Linked DNA regions of Homo sapiens: all the other regions are linked to region 3. The links are chromatin contacts, found by Hi-C or POLR2A ChIA-PET in ENCODE. All regions are on one chromosome and are shown on one strand. The core of a region is the stretch at or near the end of the contact, and the rest is flanking DNA. Distances in the headings are between cores, read along the strand shown. Region 1 has its middle 61 kb from the start of MED9. Region 2 has its middle 85 kb from the start of MED9. Region 3 holds the start of RASD1 (ras related dexamethasone induced 1).

Evidence for each region. Hi-C counts contacts between places; a loop is a spot of excess contacts on that map. ChIA-PET counts read pairs that join two places held with the same protein, here RNA polymerase II (POLR2A). Pooled maps may share reads with other maps.
Region 1: a map of heart right ventricle shows a loop between it and region 3 (16-fold over the local background). The contact joins the enhancer-like site here to the promoter of RASD1 in region 3. A Hi-C loop is called at or near these places in 14 of 168 maps with a recorded cell type or tissue (PC-3, cardiac septum, dorsolateral prefrontal cortex and 6 more) and 18 of 50 pooled maps. POLR2A ChIA-PET finds 5 or more read pairs at or near these places in 11 of 52 experiments (A549, AG04449, AG04450 and 8 more).
Region 2: a pooled map shows a loop between it and region 3 (5-fold over the local background). The contact joins the enhancer-like site here to the promoter of RASD1 in region 3. A Hi-C loop is called at or near these places in 3 of 168 maps with a recorded cell type or tissue (astrocyte of the cerebellum, endothelial cell of umbilical vein and transverse colon) and 7 of 50 pooled maps. POLR2A ChIA-PET finds 5 or more read pairs at or near these places in 12 of 52 experiments (CD4-positive, alpha-beta T cell, CD4-positive, alpha-beta memory T cell, H1 and 9 more).

Annotation. Positions count from the first base shown.
Region 1 is chr17:17,414,565-17,417,681 of GRCh38, reverse strand. No RefSeq gene overlaps it. Among named protein-coding and RNA genes, the nearest start is that of MED9, 61 kb to the left of the region's middle. RefSeq lists a cis regulatory region at 1,054-1,064 and an enhancer at 987-1,131. Within about 2 kb of position 1,446, at least 17 of the 41 ENCODE cell types and tissues checked have a DNase peak (open chromatin) inside an H3K27ac peak, as active enhancers do; they include PC-3, dorsolateral prefrontal cortex, endothelial cell of umbilical vein and 2 more, where a contact is called at or near this core.
Region 2 is chr17:17,390,309-17,393,544 of GRCh38, reverse strand. No RefSeq gene overlaps it. Among named protein-coding and RNA genes, the nearest start is that of MED9, 85 kb to the left of the region's middle. RefSeq lists an enhancer at 1,281-1,510. Within about 2 kb of position 1,389, at least 2 of the 41 ENCODE cell types and tissues checked have a DNase peak (open chromatin) inside an H3K27ac peak, as active enhancers do; they include CD4-positive, alpha-beta T cell, where a contact is called at or near this core.
Region 3 is chr17:17,494,710-17,497,890 of GRCh38, reverse strand. It overlaps RASD1 (ras related dexamethasone induced 1), which reads left to right and starts at 1,496. Exons shown (of 2, transcript NM_016084.5): 1 at 1,496-1,995; 2 at 2,207-3,181. The coding sequence starts at 1,710. The coding sequence ends at 2,766. RefSeq lists silencers at 776-1,005, 1,056-1,185, 1,346-1,565.

The DNA of each region.
Region 1 (3,117 bases), core at 197-2,696, 80 kb after region 3:
GCTGAGAAGGCCATGTGGAGAGCCCCAGAGGAGCCCAGTCTTCCAGGCACCACCCAAGCCACCAGGTACCCTCTAGACCCACACCAGTGGCTAGGTAAGTACCCCTGAATGAGCCCCAACCACAGCCATGTGGAACCGAAAGACCTTCTGATGGAGGTCCACCTACCCAAATTCATATCTAATCAAATGGGCCTGTTTCAAGCCACTGCATTTTGGGATACAATAAATAATTGGAGCTGTATATTGAGCCAGGCTTGTCTAACTCCAAGATCTGCCACCATGAAAAGACTGACTCCTAGAAGATGAGAGACTTGGTTTGACAGCAAGGGAGATGCTCCAAAAAGAAGTTTCGCACAGCCTCATCTTTTGAAAATGAGAAAAGAAAGTCACTCTGCGAGCTCAGGACAATGCTGGAACCTCTATGGCCTGTCTTGGGCTGGCCCAGCACTCCTCGACCCTCTGGACTTGCACACCTGAGCCTTCCTGCACCTGGGGAGTAGGCATGATGCATCTGACAGCGCCACGCCACCCTACCCAAGGCCCGCTTCCTCTCCCCAAGAGGCCTTCTCAGCAACTTAGAGCAGCCTGCGGAACACATTGCAGTAAAGGTCCATGGGCTTCCTGCCTATCAAAAAATACAGCTTTCTGACCAAGGCTTATTATGCGATCTTCCCGGGAGACGTCATTAGTAGCGTGAATGGCTCTTGCCTTGCCGGAAGTGAAGGTGAGGCAGTGACAAGGTCATGTCCAGAGTGAGTAATTATTGACTTTTTGTCCTTGTTCCTTCATGTCCAAATTACATCTATAGTTTGTAATGCTTTTGGTTTATATTCAAAGAAAATGCAAACGCAGAACACAACAGGAAGGGCGCCATGACTCAGATTGCTGTGCCCCTTCCTGTCTGCCCAGCAGCCTGGATGCTGTGGAGCCTTTGTGCAGAGCCCAGAGCTTTTGTCTGAACCATGCGGTGGCAGAGCCACACTGTGACTTCGTGTGTTTGTGCTCTCTGTGTTTGCCAAGCACTTGTGTGTTCTCTCTCTCCACCACCTCACAGTGACTCAGCACTGTCCTTATTTTAACTATAGCTGCTTTCAAACCACTGACATCTGCAAAGCCATAGTGGACAAGGTTTCCCACTCCCATCTCCCCACAGAGCCACAGCCAATCCAGCAGGCCTACCTGCAGTGAGTCCAGACTGCAGGTGTGTTCAGTTTGTTCTGCAAGGTATTTTTAAAAAGGGGGGGTCAAATTACCAACCAGAATTTCACCTAAAAGCAGTGGCAGATGCTGATGTTTACCAAGCTGATGTTTTCCCTGCTTCTTTAATTACAAATCCTGATTTTTAGACAGCGCAGCAATGTGCCCAACTAAAAGACTACATTTCCCAGCCTCCCTTGTGGCAAAGTGAGACCATGTGACTCAGTTTTGGCCAATGAGATGAAAGAAGAAGGTGGCGCAAGGGTTAGGGGGTGGCTTTCATTCTTTCCTCCTTTCTTCTTCCTGCTGCCTGGATAAAAACAAGTGGCCATTTTGAACTCTGAATTGGCCTTGACAGTGGAAGCCACTGGCTGAGAATGGCACAGGAGAGAGAAGAACCTAAGTCCCTGTAGACTCTAAGAAGCCACAAAACCAGCCCTGAACTACCTACCTCCTGACTTCTCCATAAGTAAAAATGCACTTCTTTCTTACTTAAGCCACTGTAATGGTGAAGTTACTGTTATAGGTAGCTAACCTAATCCTGAAACACTGCTTCTCTTGAAAACTCAAAATATCTAGTGATCTGAGCATATGCTCTTTTCTTCTTTATAACAGCTTTATTGACATATAATTCACAGTCCATACAATTCACTGATTTAAAGTGTACCATTGGCCAGGTGCAGTGGCTCAAACCTGTAATCCCAGCACTTTGGGAGGCTGAGGCACAAGGAACACTTGAGTTCAGGAGTTCAAGACCAGCCTGTGCAACATAAGGAGACTCCATCTCTACAAATAACTTAAAAATTAGCTGAGTATAGTGGTGCATGCCCGTGATCCCAGCTGCTTGGGAGGCTGAAGTGGAAGGATCACCTGAGCTAAGAGTTTGAGGCTGCAGTGGGCCATGATCATGCTACTGCACTCCAGCCTGGGTGATAAAGGGGAGACCCTGCCTCAAAAAAATAATAATGATAAATGAAACAAAAATAAGGTGTACCATTCAATGGTTTCTAGTATATTCACTCCTATCCCCACTATATATAGCACCGCTGTCTACTTTCAGAATATTTTCATCAACTCCAGAAAGAAACACTATACCCATGAACTGTCACTCACCAATCCCCCCTAACCACACTCTCACCAGCCCCTGGCAAACACTAATCTACTTTCTGTCTCTATGAATTTGTTTATTCTGGACATTTCATATAAATGGAATCATGCAACGTGTGGTCTTTTGTGCCTGGCTTCTTTCACTTAGCTTCATATTTTCAAGTTTCATCCATGTTGTGTCATGTTTCATGATCCAAGAAGTCTTAAGACTGGGAACAACCCCTACCACAGAGTGCTTTAATGCTGTCTCATTTTGATCCACAGAAGAAAACAGTGAAATGGAGAAAGTACGCACTGTCTTCTCTACTTTACAAAGGAGAAACAGGCTATGCTCAATCGAGTAATTTGCCTAAAGTATCCAGTGCACCCTCCATTCAACAGCCTCCCACCATTCTGCCTCTGAAATGTCTGCTGCACAAAATAATTGGAGATTCACATTTTGTCAAAATCCTCAAGGTCTAGAAAGTTCTAGATCAACAATAAAGTGGTAGATGAGGAGACTTAATCCTTTCCTATGGCCTGTCCCCTCCACAGTCTGCAGGACCTGGAGACAGAAGAGCGGAGGGAGAAGCAGAGCCCGACACACAGACCCCGTGGGGACGCCTGGGTTCTGGTTCACACTGGGCTGTTTGGGAGCTGAGCCAAAAATCCGAGCCAAAATCTCTGTTTTGTTTTGTAGTGCATGGTGGGGAAATGAAAATTTTGGTTCCATCTGAGGTTTGCAAATCAGCATGCATTGTTTTGGGGCATTCAGTTTCATTGAAACCTCGGGAACACAGCAGCTGCCAACCCCACAGCCCCAGGGAGAGCTGT
Region 2 (3,236 bases), core at 140-2,639, 100 kb after region 3:
ACGGTTTCACCCTGTTGGCTGGGCTGGTCTCGATCTCTTGATCTGCCTGCCTCAGCCTCCCAAAGTGCTGGATTACAGGCATGAGCCACTGCGCCCGGCCTGTTGTGTGTTTTTTGAATTTTTTTTTATTTTTTATTTTTTGAATGAGCTACTGTCCTGACTGGGATTCTCCCAAAAACTGATCTTGAGACAGGATGTAAGTGCAAGCACTTGATTCATAAGGTGGTCCAGGAAACACTGGTATGGGAGGAAGGGAGATGGGAGGAGCAACCAAGGAGGGGCAAGTTACTGACATAGACACCTCTGGGGCAGCTGGAGCTCCATCTGCCCAGGAAAGCCAGGGCTCAGATCAGTCCCTCTGTGCTGGAGCGAGGGAGCTGGCACACTTACCCCAACTCACGTCAAAGAATAGCTGGCCCCAGACAGACGATGCCAAAGGCAGGGCCCTGCCTACGCAGGCCATGAAGGGACAAGTTGTCTGTAGATAATTGTTTCATTCTTTTAAAAAATTTTATTTATGCCAGGCTCACACCTGTAATCCCAGCACTTTGGGAGGCCGAGGTGGGTGAATCACCTGAGGTCAGGAGTTCGAGACCAGCCTGGTCAACATGGTGAAAACTTCTCTACTAAAAATACAAAAATTAGCCAGGCGCTTGTAACCCCAGCTACTCAGGAAGCTGGGGCAGGAGAATTGCTTGAACCTGATGGAAGAGGTTGCAGTGAGCCAAGATCATGCCACTGCACTCCAGCCTGGGGGACAGTGTGAAACTCTGCCTCAACAATATATATTTTAAAAGTTGGGGGTCGTCACTCTTGCCTAACATGGAGTGCAATGACATGATCACAGCTCTTCATAGCTTTTAACTCCTGGTCTCAAGCCATTTTCCCACCTCAGCCTCCAAAAAAGCTGGGACACAGGCACACATTACCACATCTGGATTTTTTAATTTTTTGCAGAGACAGGGTCTCACTATGTTGCCCAGACTGGACTCAAACTCCTGGCCTTAAGCAATCCTTCCAACTTGACTTCCCAAAGTGCTCTGAGATTACAGGCCTGAGCCACCACACCCACACTCTGGAGAGAATTCTACAATAATATTGGGTCTGGAATTTGCTCCTTCCAGTGGGTTCTTGGTCTCGCTACCTTCCAGAATGAAGCCACAGACCCTCGCGGTGAGTGTTACAGTTCCTAAAGATGGCATGTCCGGAATTTGTTCCTTCAGATGTTCAGATGTGTTCGGAGTTTCTTCCTTGTGGTGGGTTCGTGGTCTCGCTGACTTCAGGGGTGAAGCCACAAACCTTCGCAGTCAGTGTTCCGGCTCTTAAAGGTAGCGCAACCAAAGTTGCTCATTCCTCCTGGTGGGTTCGTGGTCTCGCTGGTTTCAGAAGTGAAGCTGCAGACCTGCACAGTGAGCGTTATAGCTCTTAAAAATGGCACGTCCAGACCTGTTCGTTCCTCCTGGTGGGTTCGTGGTTTCGTTGGCTTCAGGAGTGAAGCTGCAGAGCTCCGCGATGAGTGTTACAGCTCTATAAAGGTGGCGGGTCTGGAGTTGTTCACTCCTCCTGGTGGACTCACCGTCTCGCTGACTTCATCCAGGTGTGAAGCTGCAGACTTTGCCATGGGTGTCTTACAATCAGGGCAGACCCAAACAGCCAACAGCAACAAGATTGCAAACAGCAAAAAAAAAAAAAAACAAGCATCACACAGAAGCATACTGAACAGGTTACCACTGGCGGCACATGGTGGCCAGCTTTTATTCCCTTATTTGACCCCGCCCACATCCTGCTGATTGGTCCATTTCACAGGGCGCTGATTGGTCCATTTTACACAGTGCTGATTGGTCCATTTTACACAGTGCTAATCGGTGTGTTTACAAACCTTTAGCTAGACACAGAGCGCAGATTGGTGCATTTACAATCCTTTAGCTAGACAGAAAAGTTCTCCAAGTCCCCACTCCACCCAGAAGCCCAACCGGCTTCACCTCTCAATATGACCAACTATAAATCAGTGTTTTTATTATTACCATGCACAGACAATTCTAAACATCATCAGAGATGTTTTCCAGGTTCCTAGATCTTTTGTTCATTCAAGTTCCAGAATATTTCCAGGGTTAACTGTTGAGTTTTAATGATATATGTGAAGCTCCAAGTTCACACTTTTTATTATTCATTCTTTAATAAACTTTATATTGTACATGTAGAAGTTAGTTCTGCAAACTCCCACCCGGTTCAGCCCTGACATGCATATTTAGCTACAAGCGTCTGTTTCGAGAGTGAATTCCTAATGCTCCAGGACCTCTCCAGCTCATTCAGGTGCAGTTTCCGTCTCTAAACCTCTGGGTCTCATGTTCTTAGGTCCCAGCAGGATACTCAGAATAAGCAGCTACAGCCCAGAGGCTGTGAGGGCGAAAAGACAGAGCTTGAGTTACTTTCATCAGCACTTAGAGTTTTCGTTTTCACTTGGAGTTTCCATTTTCACTCAATATTTCTCTACGGTGAAGGCAATCAAAAACTGCTAGAACTGATCCCAGAGAAATAAAGACCTCGACAATGTTGCCCATTCTGGAATGTACTGTGAAATGGGATTTTTAAAAATCTCTGAGAGGCCGGGTGCAGTGGCTCATGCCTGTAATCCCAGCACTTTGGGAGGCGGAGGCTGGCTGATCATGAGGTCAAGAGTTCAAGACCAGCCTGAGCAACATGGAGAAACCTAGTCTCTACTAAAAATACAAAATTAGCCAGGCGTGGTGGCACATGCTTGTAATCCCAGCTACTCGGGAGGCTGAGGCAGGAGAATCGCTTGAACCCGGGAGGCAGAGGTTGCGGTGAGCCAAGACTGCACCACTGTACCCCAGCCTGGGCAACAAGAGCGAAACTCCGTCTCGAAAAAAGAAAGAACTCTACCAAAGTTATACTTACGTTGAAGACGTTTTCTAACATTTTGTACCCATTGCTTCATCAAAAAGAAACTTTACAAAATTGAAGTTAATAAACAATGCTCATCCATTCCCTAGGAGAGAATATGAGCTGACTATTCAGCCCACTGTGTTGAAGCCTGGCTATTCAACACAAGTCCATGAGGAAGACCAATGTTGACAAAATCACTTGACACAACTGCAGAAAAGAAAGCTGAAAATAGAAACCATAATGTCATTATCCATTATCGTGACTGATCAACATGAAGGAAAGTTTTTATCACTTTTCTGATGCCATTTTTCCTCATCATGATTTCATAC
Region 3 (3,181 bases), core at 247-2,746:
CCTGGGAGAGATGCAGGGACTCTGAGGATGGGGGCCAAGCTGGGCTGAGAAACAAGTTAGTGGTGTCCTGCAGCAGCCCCTACAGCAAGTGCCAGCGTGGGAGGGAGGTGGGTAGGCATGGGGTGGGTGGTATGGCACTCACAGCACTGCCTGCAGACCACCACCTGACAGCTGGGCCGGTGGTGCCAGCTAATGGCTCCCTAGTTTTCTCGTAAGTCAGACGTGGCCAAAGCAAAACACTGAGCACACAGGTTGCCTTGAGGAGCAGTGACTGCCTCAAGAGCTCAGGGCTGAGGAGCTGGCTCCAGACAGCCTGTTGCCAATGTTCAGCAACATCACCCCACTCCTGGTTACTGATCGACCTGGTGTGCTCTTGAGAGTACCCCCACCAGGCCTCATGGGTCAATACTACTGTTATTGTTGCTATTGTTATTACCAGGCCCCGCCCTCCTAAAGCATTTGCATATTTTCATCCTTAATCACAGAACCAGAATCAGTATCTTCCAGAAGAGAAAACTGAGGCCCAGGAGAAAGCAAGAGGCTGTGCTGTGCTCCCAGGGCCTTCCTGGCTCGCTGTGGCTTTGAGCTCCAGGTCTCTCAGCTAGACAATGAGAACGTCGGCCCACGCGCGGCACAGTAAAAGCCCAAAATGCTATGATGGACGGGGTGGGCCGCTGGCTGCAGAGCCCTCCATACCACAGAGCATCTCTGGCTGGGAGAAAGGAGCAGGCTGAGGCCTGCAGCAGAGCGCGGGGTTGGGGACCGCTCCTGTTGGGCCCCAGCAAGGCGCCCTGAGACCCCTGCTCCATCCCTGCCGCTCCCCACCCGCCTGCTCCTAGCCTCTGTTCTAGCTCTGCCCGCGGCGGCCACAGCCTCCCCGAGCCGCCGGCCGGGCCCTCTGCTGCCCTCTGGCGGCCCGAGCGCGCGGTGCCGAGCTCCGCGCCTGAGGCCCTGAAACCCCGCGTCCGCCCGGCGGTCGCCTCCCGGGAACAAGAGCCCGGCTGGGGACCGGAGCGGAAGGGGGCTGGGGCTGGGGCTGTGCTCTGAGGACTGCAATATACGGTCCGCGCAAGCACTCAGCAAACGCTGCTGCGCTTACTGGGTTACTTACTAGATTCCTATTCTCTGGGGAAACTGAGAACCAAAGAAAATAAGTGTACGCGCGCGGGAGGTGCAGGAATGGGGGTCCTTGCCCGAAGTCGCAGAGGGACAGGGGCACCGCCGGGACCAGAACCCCGACGCCCCTGCGGCCGCCGAGCCCGCGGCAGTGGAAAAGCGGAGTCCGAGCGCCTCCAGCCTCAGCCCGACCCTGGACTGCTCCCCCCAGCCCCCGCGCCCAGAGAGCAGGAGCCCGGCAGCGGGTGACGAGGTCGCCGGGACTGGGAGCCGGTGCGGGGGAGGCGGGCCCCGCGGGGCGTGACGCACCGAGCTGGGAGGGCCGGGGCGGGGCAGCCGAGCAGGCTGCATATAAGGGCGGCGGCCGGGCGCCAAAGCCAGAGCAAGCGGCCTGTGCCCAGATCCTGGGAGAACCCCAGCCGAGCCCAGCCTAGCCCGAGCCCAGCCCGAGCGGAGCCGGAGCCCCAAGCCCGAGCCGCGCCCAGCCCGAGCAGAGCCCTCCAGCCGCTCACCCCGCGTGCCACCCCAGCGACCCTCAGCCGCTCTCTGCCCTTCTCTCGGCCCCGCGCCCGCCCTCGCGGCCCCTCTGCCCAATGAAACTGGCCGCGATGATCAAGAAGATGTGCCCGAGCGACTCGGAGCTGAGTATCCCGGCCAAGAACTGCTATCGCATGGTCATCCTCGGCTCGTCCAAGGTGGGCAAGACGGCCATCGTGTCGCGCTTCCTCACCGGCCGCTTCGAGGACGCCTACACGCCTACCATCGAGGACTTCCACCGCAAGTTCTACTCCATCCGCGGCGAGGTCTACCAGCTCGACATCCTCGACACGTCCGGCAACCACCCGTTCCCCGCCATGCGGCGCCTCTCCATCCTCACAGGTGAGCCGGGGGCCGGGCAGGTGCGGGAGGGAAGGGCGGGGAACCCTCGGCCAGGGCGCCCCGCGAGCGCCGGTCCGGCTGCCGCGCGCCGAGTAGTGCGCTTCGCGCTTAGAGAGGCTAGCGCGCCCCGCGCGGCCTCAAAGTCAGCCCGACTTGTCCCCTGGGCGGCCACCCTCACCTTCTCCTTTTCTGCTCTCTGTGCCCCCTCTAGGAGACGTTTTCATCCTGGTGTTCAGTCTGGACAACCGCGACTCCTTCGAGGAGGTGCAGCGGCTCAGGCAGCAGATCCTCGACACCAAGTCTTGCCTCAAGAACAAAACCAAGGAGAACGTGGACGTGCCCCTGGTCATCTGCGGCAACAAGGGTGACCGCGACTTCTACCGCGAGGTGGACCAGCGCGAGATCGAGCAGCTGGTGGGCGACGACCCCCAGCGCTGCGCCTACTTCGAGATCTCGGCCAAGAAGAACAGCAGCCTGGACCAGATGTTCCGCGCGCTCTTCGCCATGGCCAAGCTGCCCAGCGAGATGAGCCCAGACCTGCACCGCAAGGTCTCGGTGCAGTACTGCGACGTGCTGCACAAGAAGGCGCTGCGGAACAAGAAGCTGCTGCGGGCCGGCAGCGGCGGCGGCGGCGGCGACCCGGGCGACGCCTTTGGCATCGTGGCACCCTTCGCGCGCCGGCCCAGCGTACACAGCGACCTCATGTACATCCGCGAGAAGGCCAGCGCCGGCAGCCAGGCCAAGGACAAGGAGCGCTGCGTCATCAGCTAGGAGCCCCGCCGCGCTGGCGACACAACCTAAGGAGGACCTTTTTGTTAAGTCAAATCCAACGGCCCGGTGCGCCCCAGGCCGGGAGCGCGCGCGGACTGGCGTCTCCCCTCCCGGCGATCCGCCCCCAGCACTGGGGAGGCGCCACTGAACCGAGAAGGGACGGTCATCTGCTCCGGAAGGAAAGAGAACGGGCCAAGACTGGGACTATTCCCCACCCCCGGTCCCCCATTGAGGCCCGCCACCCCCATAACTTTGGGAGCGAGGGCCCAGCCGAGGGTGGATTTATCTTCTCAAAGACCTAAGAGTGAGCGCGGGGTGGGGGAGGGATGTGAAGTTATCCAGCCTCTGCTAGGCTTCAAGAAACCGTCATGCCCGCTTGAGGGTCAGGACCCACGGGGCATTATCTTGTCTGTGA